Regions from separate parts of the Homo sapiens genome. Here region 1 is linked to region 2. Evidence: read pairs that join two places in POLR2A ChIA-PET (ENCODE). Cell type or tissue: PC-9. All regions are shown on one strand. Each heading gives the region's core, and the rest is flanking DNA. Links, peaks and the distances in the headings are about the cores only. Region 1 has its middle 37 kb from the start of CEBPB-AS1. Region 2 overlaps LOC105372657 (a long non-coding RNA gene).

What was found. ChIA-PET counts read pairs that join two places held together with the same protein. Peaks named below come from ENCODE experiments on the same cell type or tissue, not always from the same donor. Only the 100,000 strongest peaks of a DNase experiment are listed, where the experiment ranks them.
Region 1: POLR2A ChIA-PET joins it to region 2 with 9 read pairs; 4 of 35 experiments call an interaction of 5 or more read pairs at or near these places.

The regions. Positions count from the first base shown.
Region 1 is chr20:50,226,857-50,232,228 of GRCh38, reverse strand. No RefSeq gene overlaps it. Among named protein-coding and RNA genes, the nearest start is that of CEBPB-AS1, 37 kb to the right of the region's middle. In PC-9, for the core only: no CTCF peak of the experiment used is centred there; a DNase peak (open chromatin) is centred at 2,768; H3K27ac peaks cover 624 bases.
Region 2 is chr20:50,357,664-50,363,035 of GRCh38, reverse strand. All of the region lies in intron 1 of LOC105372657 (a long non-coding RNA gene), which reads right to left. Among named protein-coding and RNA genes, the nearest start is that of LINC01271, 39 kb to the right of the region's middle. In PC-9, for the core only: no CTCF peak of the experiment used is centred there; a DNase peak (open chromatin) is centred at 2,725.

The DNA of each region.
Region 1 (5,372 bases), core at 288-5,287, 130 kb after region 2:
TGATACCACCTGCCTGTCTGTAGAATATGTTCCTACCCGTGTCTCAAATCCTTCCTTGGGCCTCAGTTTCTCCCTTTGAATAGTGGACGGGCACTCCCAACTCAAGTGGTGATGATGATTTAAATCCCACAAACAGAGAAAGAAGGCCCTGAGCACCTACTGTGTGCTGGGGGGCAGGGGCCGGCCTCCAGGAGGCACCTGCCATGGGCATTTTGCATAAGATGTCCGGCTGCTCCTGAGGCCTCTGGAGCACCAAAGCCTGTGTTCAGGTCCCAGTTCCGCTCCTTAGGATGTCTTGGCCTCTCTGGGCCTCAGTTTCCTCATCTACAAAATAGGGTTGATAATAATACCTACCTCATGGAATCGTTGTGAGGATTAAATTCATTGATACCTGTAAGGTAAGGAAACAAGGACTGGACCAGAATAAGTGCTCAATTTCTGGTCATTTTTATGGTTAATTTCCTAAACTCTCTCCTTAAGCTCCCCACCTGTCTGCTCCCCACCAGCCCCCTAGCGCTGGATTTCTCGGCTCTGTCCCTACACAATAAGTCCAGTCTCACCTCTGAGCTCTATGCGTCCCCCAGCAGCCAGGAAGGTGTTTAAAATGACACTTCTCTGCTCAGTACTGCAGTGTCTCCCCCTGTCCAGGCCAGGTCCTCCCTGGGGGATTGTGCCTGTCCCCCGGCCACACTTACACCATCCTCATTCTCCACTCCTCCCTCCAGCTGGAGCAACCTCTGGGTCTCAGAGGGTTCCATCCACCCTGCCTCGGCCACTTTGCACGTGCTGTTCCCTCTGCCCAGGACACCCTTCCTCCCACTGTTCTGCCTGCGCTGACTCTTCCTTCTGTGGGGAACCATCTGGGGCTTTCTGGGGCTGCCACAGACTGCTCATGCGGTGCCCTGTGTTTCCCATATGACAGCACCAGCTGAAAGGACATGTCAGGGTCCCCAGCTAAACTGGGAACACCTGGAGGCTAACTCCTTCTCTGCAAGGCTTGGAGGCTGTCTGGGGAAGGCAGGTGGCAATCACAGTGGGGGTCTACTGTGAGTCGAGAGAGTTGAGGTGAGTCGAGTGAATACACTTAACTTAAACTGACTTTAGCCAGGTGCAGTGGCTCAAGCCTGTAATCCCAGCACTGTGGGAGGAGGCCAAGGCAGGAGAATCACTTGAGGCTAGGAGTTTGAGACCAGCCTGGACAACATAGTGAGACCCTATCCCTACAACAAATAAAATTTGAAAATTAACCAGGCATGGTGGCATGTACCTGTAGTCCCAGCTACTCAAGAAGCTGAGGCAAGAGGATTCCTTGAGCCCGGGAAGTCGAGGCTGCAGTGAGCTATGTTCTTGCCATTGTACTCCAACCTGGGTGACAGAGCAAGACCCTATCTCTAAAAAGGTAACAAATAAATAAAAACTTGGCCAGGTGCGTTGGCTCACGCCTGTAATCCCAACACTTTGGGAGCCCAAGGTGGACAGATCACCTGAGGCTGGGAGTTCGAGACCAGCCTGACTAACATGGAGAAACCCTGTCTCTACTAAAAATACAAAATTAGCCGGGCGTGGTGGCACATGCCTGTAATCCCAGCTACTCGGGAGGCTGAGGCAGGAGAATCACTTGAACCTGGGAGGCGGAGGTTGCAGTGAGCCTAGATCGAGCCATTGCCCTTCAGCCTGGGCAACAAGAGCGAAACTCCATCTCAAAAAAAAAAAAAAAAAAAAACTTGTAAAAGTTGAGATGAGGTGTGTTGAGGAGCTGGGTGGAGCTGAGCTGAGCATTCAACAGAGCAGGATTGACTTGAGCTGAGCTGAGGTGGGTGGGATTGCAGTGAGTGGCGCTGAGCTGAAGTAAACTGAGGTGAACTGAGGTCAGCTGAGCTGAGCGGAGGTGAGGTGAGTTAAGCAGAGTTAGTTGGGTTGAGTTGAGTCAGGTAGAGGTGAGTTTTCACCTGAACTGCGCTCTGCTGAGTGGAGGGGCGCAGGGCTGATGTCAGTCGTGCTGATGAGCTGGGTTGTGTCAAACTGAGCAAAGGAGGGTTGAGTGGAGACACATTAAGCTGAGTCGAGTTCAACTAAACACAATGAGTGGAGTTCTGTTGAGTTGAATTCAGTTGAGGTATTGCGTGGATTCAAATCAAGTTAAGGTGAGTTTATTTTTATTTATTTATTTATTTATTTTTGAGATGGAGTCTCGCTCTGTCACCCAGGCTGGAGTGCAGTGGAGCCACCTCTGCTCACTGCAACCTCCGCCTCCTGAGTTCAAGCGATTCTCCTGCCTCAGCCTCCCGAGTAGCTGGGATTACAGGCACCTGCCACCACACCCAGCTAATTTTTGTATTTTTAGTAGAGACAGGGTTTCACCATGCTGGCCAGGCTGGTCTTGAACTCCTGACCTCAAATGATCCACCTGCCTCGGCCTCCCAAAGTGCTGGGATTACAGGCATGAGCCACCGCACCCGGCCTATCTTCGCTTTATACATAAAAAAATTAAGATGTTTTTTACCCCATAAGAATTAATTTCCACCCCTGTGGGGGCAATGTCACCTCCACACACACACACCCAAATGCCCGAGAGAATGCCTAAGTCAGGCTGAGCAGAGGCAAGGAGAGGGATCCGTCTACAAAAAGGATCTGTTTTGACTTCCTGGAGGAGGCAGTCTCTGGCGTGGATTGTGATTACCACAAGGCTGAGGCCCAGGCCAAGGCCAGCCCAACCTCAGTTGGAGTTCTCCTTCCACCACGCCCTGTTTCCTTCTCCCCTCCTCCAGCCCCATTTCCTCACCTGTGAAATGAGATATAGTAACAGAAGAAACAACAAACGTACAGGCCCTGAAGCAGGTACCAGCTCGGCATATTGACTTTAGCTGAGGGAGGTTCCTGTGGTTGGAGGGGTGAAAGGGAGAGGAGGGGCGGTCAGTGGAGCTCCATCACGTCAAATCTTGCGGGACACGGGCAGGAGTTGAAGTCTATCCTGAGGACAATGGGGAGCTATGGGAGGATTCTGAGCAGGAGAAGGACGTGACGTGCATAAATGAAGCCTCTGGATGGACCCTGAATGGACTCCCCAGGGGCCCAGGACAGTGCACCTAGATGGCCGAGCTAATTGTCCATGCTCTGGCCACAGGGGGCAGAATCTGAGGCTCATGTTCACAGCCTCCTTTGTGGGAGACAGAACATCTGCCTCATACAGCAGAAAATTCTCCACACATAGGAAGGAGGTTCGGATTCTGGACAGTTGGAAGAAATGCCTCAAAACGCCCAACAGTAACAAGAAATAAACAATTGGACAGAGTGCTGTGGGGCTGGTTGGATAGAGGGAAAAAGGCCCAGGCCAGGCCTCTTGGGGTCTGCCCCAACCCCAAGACCCCAAGCCACCTCCCATACATACAAAGCCATGCCCTGGTCCCCAGTCTGGGGTGGCGGGCCCTGAACACTGCTGGGTCCCAGAACCTCATGCCAAGAGTTGCCTTCTTCACGGTATGTGTCACCTGCTTTCATTAACCACTAAAAGGGTGTTCCAGGCAGGGTGTGGAGGCTCACGCCTGTAATCCCAGCACTGTGGGAGGCCGAGGCAGGAGGATCACTGATCGAGACCAGCCCAGGCAGCATAGCAAGACCCTGTCTCTACAAAAAATTAAATTAAAAATTAGCCAGGCGGATGATGCAGTCTTGTCGTCCCAAGCTACTCGGGAGGCTGAGGTGGGAGGATCACTTGAGCCCAGGAAGTTGAGGAGGCAGTGAGCTGTGGTTGCGCCACTGCACTCCAGCCTGGGTGACAGAGTAAGACCCTCTTAAAAAAAAAGGCTGTTCCAGCAGCATGCACAGTGACACTCAAGGGGCCCCATGGGACACCCTCAACCCAGAGATTTCCCCTTTTGGAAAGACAAGCTCTACGGACAAGCAGACCCAGGTGCCCACCTAGGCTAGTGATGTCGCCTCTCTGAAACTGTTTCCTTACCGTGAAAGGGCCAGAGCCTTCCCCACCTTTCAATGGAAGAAAGTCACCTTCCCACCCAGGATGTCGGGGTGGCCTAACACTGGTCTTCAGAGTCACAAAGATCCTGATTTTATTCCCACTGTCCACACACCTGTTAGGTACCAGGAACCAAACTGGGTACTTTACATCTAGAGCTCTATATAATCCTCACGGCAGCCCATGGGGGCAGAGCCAGGACTCAGACCCAGGTCTGCCTGATATACAAACCCTTGCCTTAACCACTGGGCCATAGACCAGTGGATGCCAACCACTCCTTAGCGAGTGCCTACCGTGTGCCCAGCACTGTGCTGAGCAATCTACAGGAATTTCATGCCTCATCCTCACCACAAACCTCATGAAGTGAAACCATCTCCAAGTCCAGGTGAGAACACTGAGGCTCAAACAGGCGAGGAGCTTGCTCAAGAACAGGGAGATGCAGAACACTGAAATGTACACCCAGGTCTGTCTGAAGCTAAAATTCCAGTGCTTTCTACTATGCCACTAGTAAGAATGAAAATAGCTAGCATGTATTGTGCACCAGCTATATGCCTGGCCCTGCTCTATATACTTCATCTGCATCATCTCTCAGTCATCACCACACCCTGTGAGGGGGATGTAAATATTATCATCTCCATTTTCTTTTCTTTTTTTTTTTTTTTTTTTGAGACAGAGTCTTAGTCTGTCACCCAGGCTGGACTGCAGTGGCGTGATCTCGGCTCACTGCAACCTCTGCCTCCTGGGTTCAAGTGATTCTTGTGCCTCAGCCACCCGAGAAGCTGGGACTACAGGTGTGTACCACCATGCCCAGCTAATTTTTGTATTTAGTAGAGATGGGGTTTCACCATATTGGCCAGGCTGGTCTCGAACTCCTGGCCTCAGGTGATCTGGCCACCTCAGCCTTCCAAAGTGCTGGGATTACAGGCGTGAGCCACCATGCCCAGCCAATCATCTCCATTTTCAAAATGAGGAAACTGAGGTTCAGAGAGGGACATGAACCTGACCAAGTTCACACAGTGGGAAAGGTGCAGAGCTGAGATTCAAGCCCAGGGTAGCTGGCCCCAGCACCCATGTCCTTCATCTCCCATCTACAAACCTGGCTCCAGACACACCTCCTCCATGAAGCCTCTCAAGACTCATCCCTGTCTCTGCCACCCCATCCCCGCCTCTGCCACCCCATCCCCATTACTGCACATCCCCATAGGCTTTTCCATGTTTGTGTTTGCCATGGGCTGCAAGCAACGTCATTCCCAGAATATTTACTTTGACCTCCCCTAGTCTACCCACCAGCCTATACCCAGACAAGGGGCCCTGGACCAGCCAGAGCCCTGCCTGCTCCCTGATGATTAATTAAACCCCCAACCTTGACCATGTCTGCCATCCAGGCCTCGTGCTCAGT
Region 2 (5,372 bases), core at 194-5,193:
CCAGGAAGCAGCAGAAATGGGAATTGAACCTGCATTCTTCATCATACCCTGGTATGTCCCTGGTGGGGGTCAACCAGCAGCTTTCTGACTGCTGGGATACTTCTCTTTGAGAACACAACAGTTCTTTTTTTTTTTTATTATTGTACTTTAAGTTTTAGGGTACATGTGCACAACGTGCAGGTTAGTTACATATGTATACATGTGCCATGTTGGTGTGCTGCACCCAGTAACTCATCATTTAACATTAGGTATACCTCCAAATGCTATCCCTCCCCACTCCCCCCACCTCACAACAGGCCTGATGTGTGATGTTCCCCTTCCTGTGTCCATGTGTTCTCACTGTTCAATTCCCACCTATGAGTGAGAACATGCGGTGTTTGGTTTTTTGTCCTTGCGATAGTTTGCTGAGAATGATGGTTTCCAGCTTCATCCATGTCCCTAGAAATACCGTTTGACCCAGCAATCCCATTACTGGGTATATACCCAAAGGATTATAAATCATGCTGCTATAAAGACACATGCACACGTATGTTTATTGCGGCACTATTCACAATAGCGAAGACTTGGAACCAACCCAAATGTCCAACAATGATAGACTGGATTAAGAAAATGTGGCACATATACACCATGGAATACTATGCAGCCATAAAAAATGATGAGTTCGTGTCCATTGTAGAGAACACAACAGTTCTAAAAGTGTGGTCCGAAGATCCCTAGGGGTCCCCAAGACCCATTAAGGGGTTCGTAGGATTATTTGCCCTGTTTACTCTCATTCTCACATGAGTGTAAAGAGTTTGAAAAGTTCATTGATAGATGTTTAGATTCCACATTGCATCTGAATTTAAGACATTACCACTGATTAGTTTTTGTGTAGCATTAAAGACTATTCATGGCTGGGTGTAGTGGCTCATGCGTGTAATCCCAGCACTCTGGGAGGCCGAGGCAGGCAAATCACCTGAGGTCGGGAGTTAGAGACCAGCCTGGCCAACATGGTGAAACTCCATTTCTACTAAAAATACCAAAATTAGCCGGGCATGGCAGCAGATGTCTGTAATCCCAGCTACTCGGGAGGCTGAGGCAGGAGAATCACTTGAACCCAGGAGCCGGAGGCTGCAGTGAGCCTAGATTACGCCACTGCACTCCAGCCTGGGCGACAGAGTGAGACTCCGTCTCAATATACATGTATTTCACAATGTGACAATATCCTCCCTTTTTCCAACGATGTGCCTTTGGAAGCCAGGTTTTCTCAGGTACTTCATCCTAAACAAAGTCTCACAGCAGATCCACTGCAGAAGCAAGTGTGAGGACCCGCTGTCCCCCAGAGGCCAGCTGTTACAGAGAGATGCAGAAATATCCACAATCCAACAAATGCCACTTTTCTCATTAAATTTGTCCATTTTAAAATGCATAGGTATTTATTATAAAAAATGTTATGTTCATGTAATGGATTTATTATTACATTTGAGTGAATAAATAAATATGTTATACATTTCTTAGTTTTCATTTCTAACGTGAGTATCGACTGATAGAATCCACACAAGCAAGAAGAGCTCCTTGGGGTTCTCAGCAGTTTTTTAAAATGTAAAGGGATCCCGAGGGCCACTGTCTGGGGAGGCTGCAGAACTGGCCTCTCTTCCCTGCCCTGCACCCACCTAGGCCCCTGCTCTCTTCCTTTCTCCCTTCCGTCCTTCCCCACTGTAAGTCTGTACTCAGTGCCTCCGGGAAGGGCGGGGACACCAAGTACGGGGATCCCAGGAGGCTTCCTGGCTTTTGAGTTTCAAAAGTTGAGAAGAGCAGGAAGAACTCACGTCTTGCAGAGAGCAAGGTTCCCCCACCCAGAATCAGAGCCAGGGTCGCAGGATAGGTACAGAGACGGGGTGTCAGGGGTGGCCCCCAGCCTGGGGCTGAGCCCAGTGAGGCCCAGAACCTCAGGTAGAAGCAGCTTTTCCAGGATTCTGGAAAGGCAGCCTCCAACCAGCCCTTGAAGTAGCCAGGAAGCAGCCAAATGACCCCCAGGACCAGGGGCAATGGAGAAGGGGCAGGCACAGAACCACGCAGGGCCTCAGGGGGGGGACCAGCCTGTGTCAGGCAATGCCTGGTGGGAAGACGACACCCAACACCAGTGCCTCTGTCCTCATTCCTATCCCCAACACCTTGGCCTCATGAAAGGCCAGGGGACCCAGAGCCTTCCCAGGAAAAGTGGAGTGGGGTGGTGGCGAGGGTGGGAATCACCGTCAGATGAAGCCTCCTCCAGCCTGGCATAACCACGACACAAGATGGAAAATCAGTTCCATTTGTGAAAACACAAAGAAACTCCACAGTGCCAGTGTGTGAACCGGGACTCATACCCACCCCGTGTGGAAAAGCCCCACTTGTGTGGGATGTAGCCTCCATGACAGATCTCTTTCTTTGGGCATCAGAGAGGTTGAGTCACTTGCGTAAGGCAGCTCAGCAGGAAGGGGCAGAGCTGGGATTTGCCCCAAGGCCCTGGCTCCAGCCCTCATGCCCTTGACCCCAGGCTGCTGACGGAGGGTGTTCATCCCCCAGGCCTGGCCAGAGTGTGAGGCTCAGAATCCCAGGCTGGGCCTGGGGGCACAGCCCCTGGGATTGGAGGATTGGACCCCAGCGTCCCTCAGGTGAGCAGAGGCCAGTCAGCCGTGCAGGGCGTGGTGGAGCTGGGTCTCTTGCCCAGGCTGTGCACCAGGTGTCCCCTCACCTGCTGAGTACCCCAGGAGGGGCGGGTGAGGGCCTCACCCTGCAGGACAGGTTCTTCAAGGTCCTCTGCCTGGGCGGAGTGCCTCTCACTCCTCCCGGAAGAGTAGACAAAGATGCCCCAGAAACAGGCCCAGAGAGGCCAAGAGATTAGCCAGAGGTCACACAGAAGGTCATGGGAGTGCCAAGACCACCCCTTACAGAGCCTTGGGGGAGGCAGAGCCCCTGAGGAGGGAAGCACAGAGCTGGGTCCCTGCACCTGCCCCCGCATAGAAGGCTCTTGGGGGACATGGGGGCAGGTCCTGGATGGGTTCCTGACTGAGGCAACACGGACATTGTCCGTGATGCTCCCCTCTCACCTTCCACATCTACACCATCGTAACTGTCGGGTTTATGCCCTAAATATCTCCTATATCCAACCACATCTCCTCACCTCCCTGGCCAAGCCCTGGGCCAGGCTCCTCCCTCTCACCCGTGGACTGTGGCCATCGCCCCTTCTCTGCTCTTCCTGCTTCCAGCCTCACCCACTCTCTTCTCCACATTCCTTCCTCTGCCTACGACCTTCTGTGACTCCCACTCACTCAAGAAAAAGCCCAGACTCCTCTCTGTGGCCACAGGGCCCCTGGCCAGCTCTCCTGTCTCATCACCACTTCCAATATCTGCTCCTTTGACCTGCAGCTCCAGTGAAATGACCTTCAGTTTCTGTCCACCAGACATTTACACATTCTAGTCCCTCTATTTGCACTATTTTTTTATTTGTAATAATTGAGGTGAAATTCATGTGACATGCGATTAAACATTTTAAAGTGAACAAGTCAGTGGCATTTAGGACATTCACTACGTTGGGTACCCCGTATCCTGGCACTATTTTTGCTGATCCTCCTTTTCATCCTTTCAGTCATCCAGACGTCACCTCCCCCAGGAAGCCCATCTTGACCCTCCCTTCTTCCCCATAGTTTGGATCAGATGCCTCTTTGGAGCTGCCAGGTCCCCTGTGGCTCCCCTACTGTGTTGTGTTGCCCGCTAGTGTGAGTGGGCTGAGGGCAGGAACCACGTCTGATTCTTGTCAGCACTCGCGGCACCCACACATGTGTGGACTTGGGGTGTGTTTGTGATGAATGAGGACAGAGGCAGAGACAAGTGGAGAGATGGTGAAATGTGAACTGAGCATCCCCTTCGCGCCAGGCCCTGTGCTCGGTGCTTGTGCGTGTCACGCGGTGGAGGACAGAGCAGACATGGAGCCCGCCCTTGTGGAGCTGACATCCCCAGGGGCGGGGTGAGGGGTGGGCCAACATGCCCCCTGACAATTACAAGATGGCATCATCAGGTCTCCGATGATGAGTATAAGGCATTGTGGGAGCACCCAGAAGCCTCCTGACCTGCCTGGGCTGGGAAGGTTCCTCGCAGGTGGCATCTAAGGGTTGTGAAATACACAGAGGGCTGAGCAGGGTGGGTGCAGAGGGCTGGTGGGGAGTGTCCCCAAAAGAGAGCACAGCAGGGACAAAAGCCTCGCCCAGGGGGTCCCGACTGCGGTGATTTTGTTCTCCCCGGGAACATTTGGTGGTCTGGAGATGTTAGTTTTCACAACTGGGGAAGGTGCTGCTGGCATCCAGTGGACCAAGGCCTTGGACGCTGCTTAGTGTCCTTCAGAGCACAGGACAGCCCTGCAATGGAGAATGGTCCAGCCCGAGGCTGAGAAACCCTGGCACAAAGGCAGGCCTTTGGGGGCACTAAAAGAAGCTCAGGAGAGGAGGCTGGAGGGGGCGCAGGCAGCCTCAGCCCCATCCAGGGCTTTGGATTTGGGGATGGGGTGTTCAGCCCAAGAGAAGACTTAGGCAGCAGAGGACCTGCTGAGATGCAGGGTTCAGGAAGCTTGCTCTGGCCACAGTGTGGACTAGGATGATACGGCTGTATGATCCAGTGGCAGAGAAGTCGAGGCAAAGGGCACAGAGAATGCAAAGGTCCTGAGGTGGAAACTGTCTGAGTAGGTTCTGGAGACAGAGGGGAGGCCGGCAAGTGCAGAGATTACTGAGAGACACCATGCAAGGCCACGGAGGCTGCAACAAGACTTAGGGGGTTAGTCCAAGAGCAGTGGGGAGCCCTCAAAAGTGTTTCACCAAGGGAGGGGCACTGTCAGCCTTGGGTCCTAGCAGGCTCCCCCTAATCCTGTGTGGAGAATGGATCCTAGGGGTGAGGGCGGTGCAGGGAGATGAGGAGGAGGCGAGGCTGGGGCCAGGTCAGGCCAGGAGCTGGAGTGAGGTGTTGAGGGGGTGTGTCCGCCAGGCCCAGCTCATGAGTTTGATGGGAATGATAAGCAGAGGACTGGAGAGTGGCTCAGAAGCTTCTAGCTGGCGAGGCAGCCTAGGCAAGGGGCCTTGCAGGCATCTCTTTGCACCTCATGGCTCCTGGGGGGCCGAAGGCCCTGATATCTATGCCTCCCACCCCTTCCTGGACAAGTCCAGCCTCTGCATAGATGTCTTCAACCCATGCACCTGCAGGAGGCAGCCCGGGATGCTTGCTGTTGGGATTTTCCCAGAGTTCCAACCCCAGGACACACTGCAACTCAAAGTGGAATCCAGCTGCTGGTGCTGCCTCTTAAAGAAAGGCCAGAAAAGGACAGAGCCAGAAAAAGCCCCGTGTTCCACAGTCGACTCTCAGCA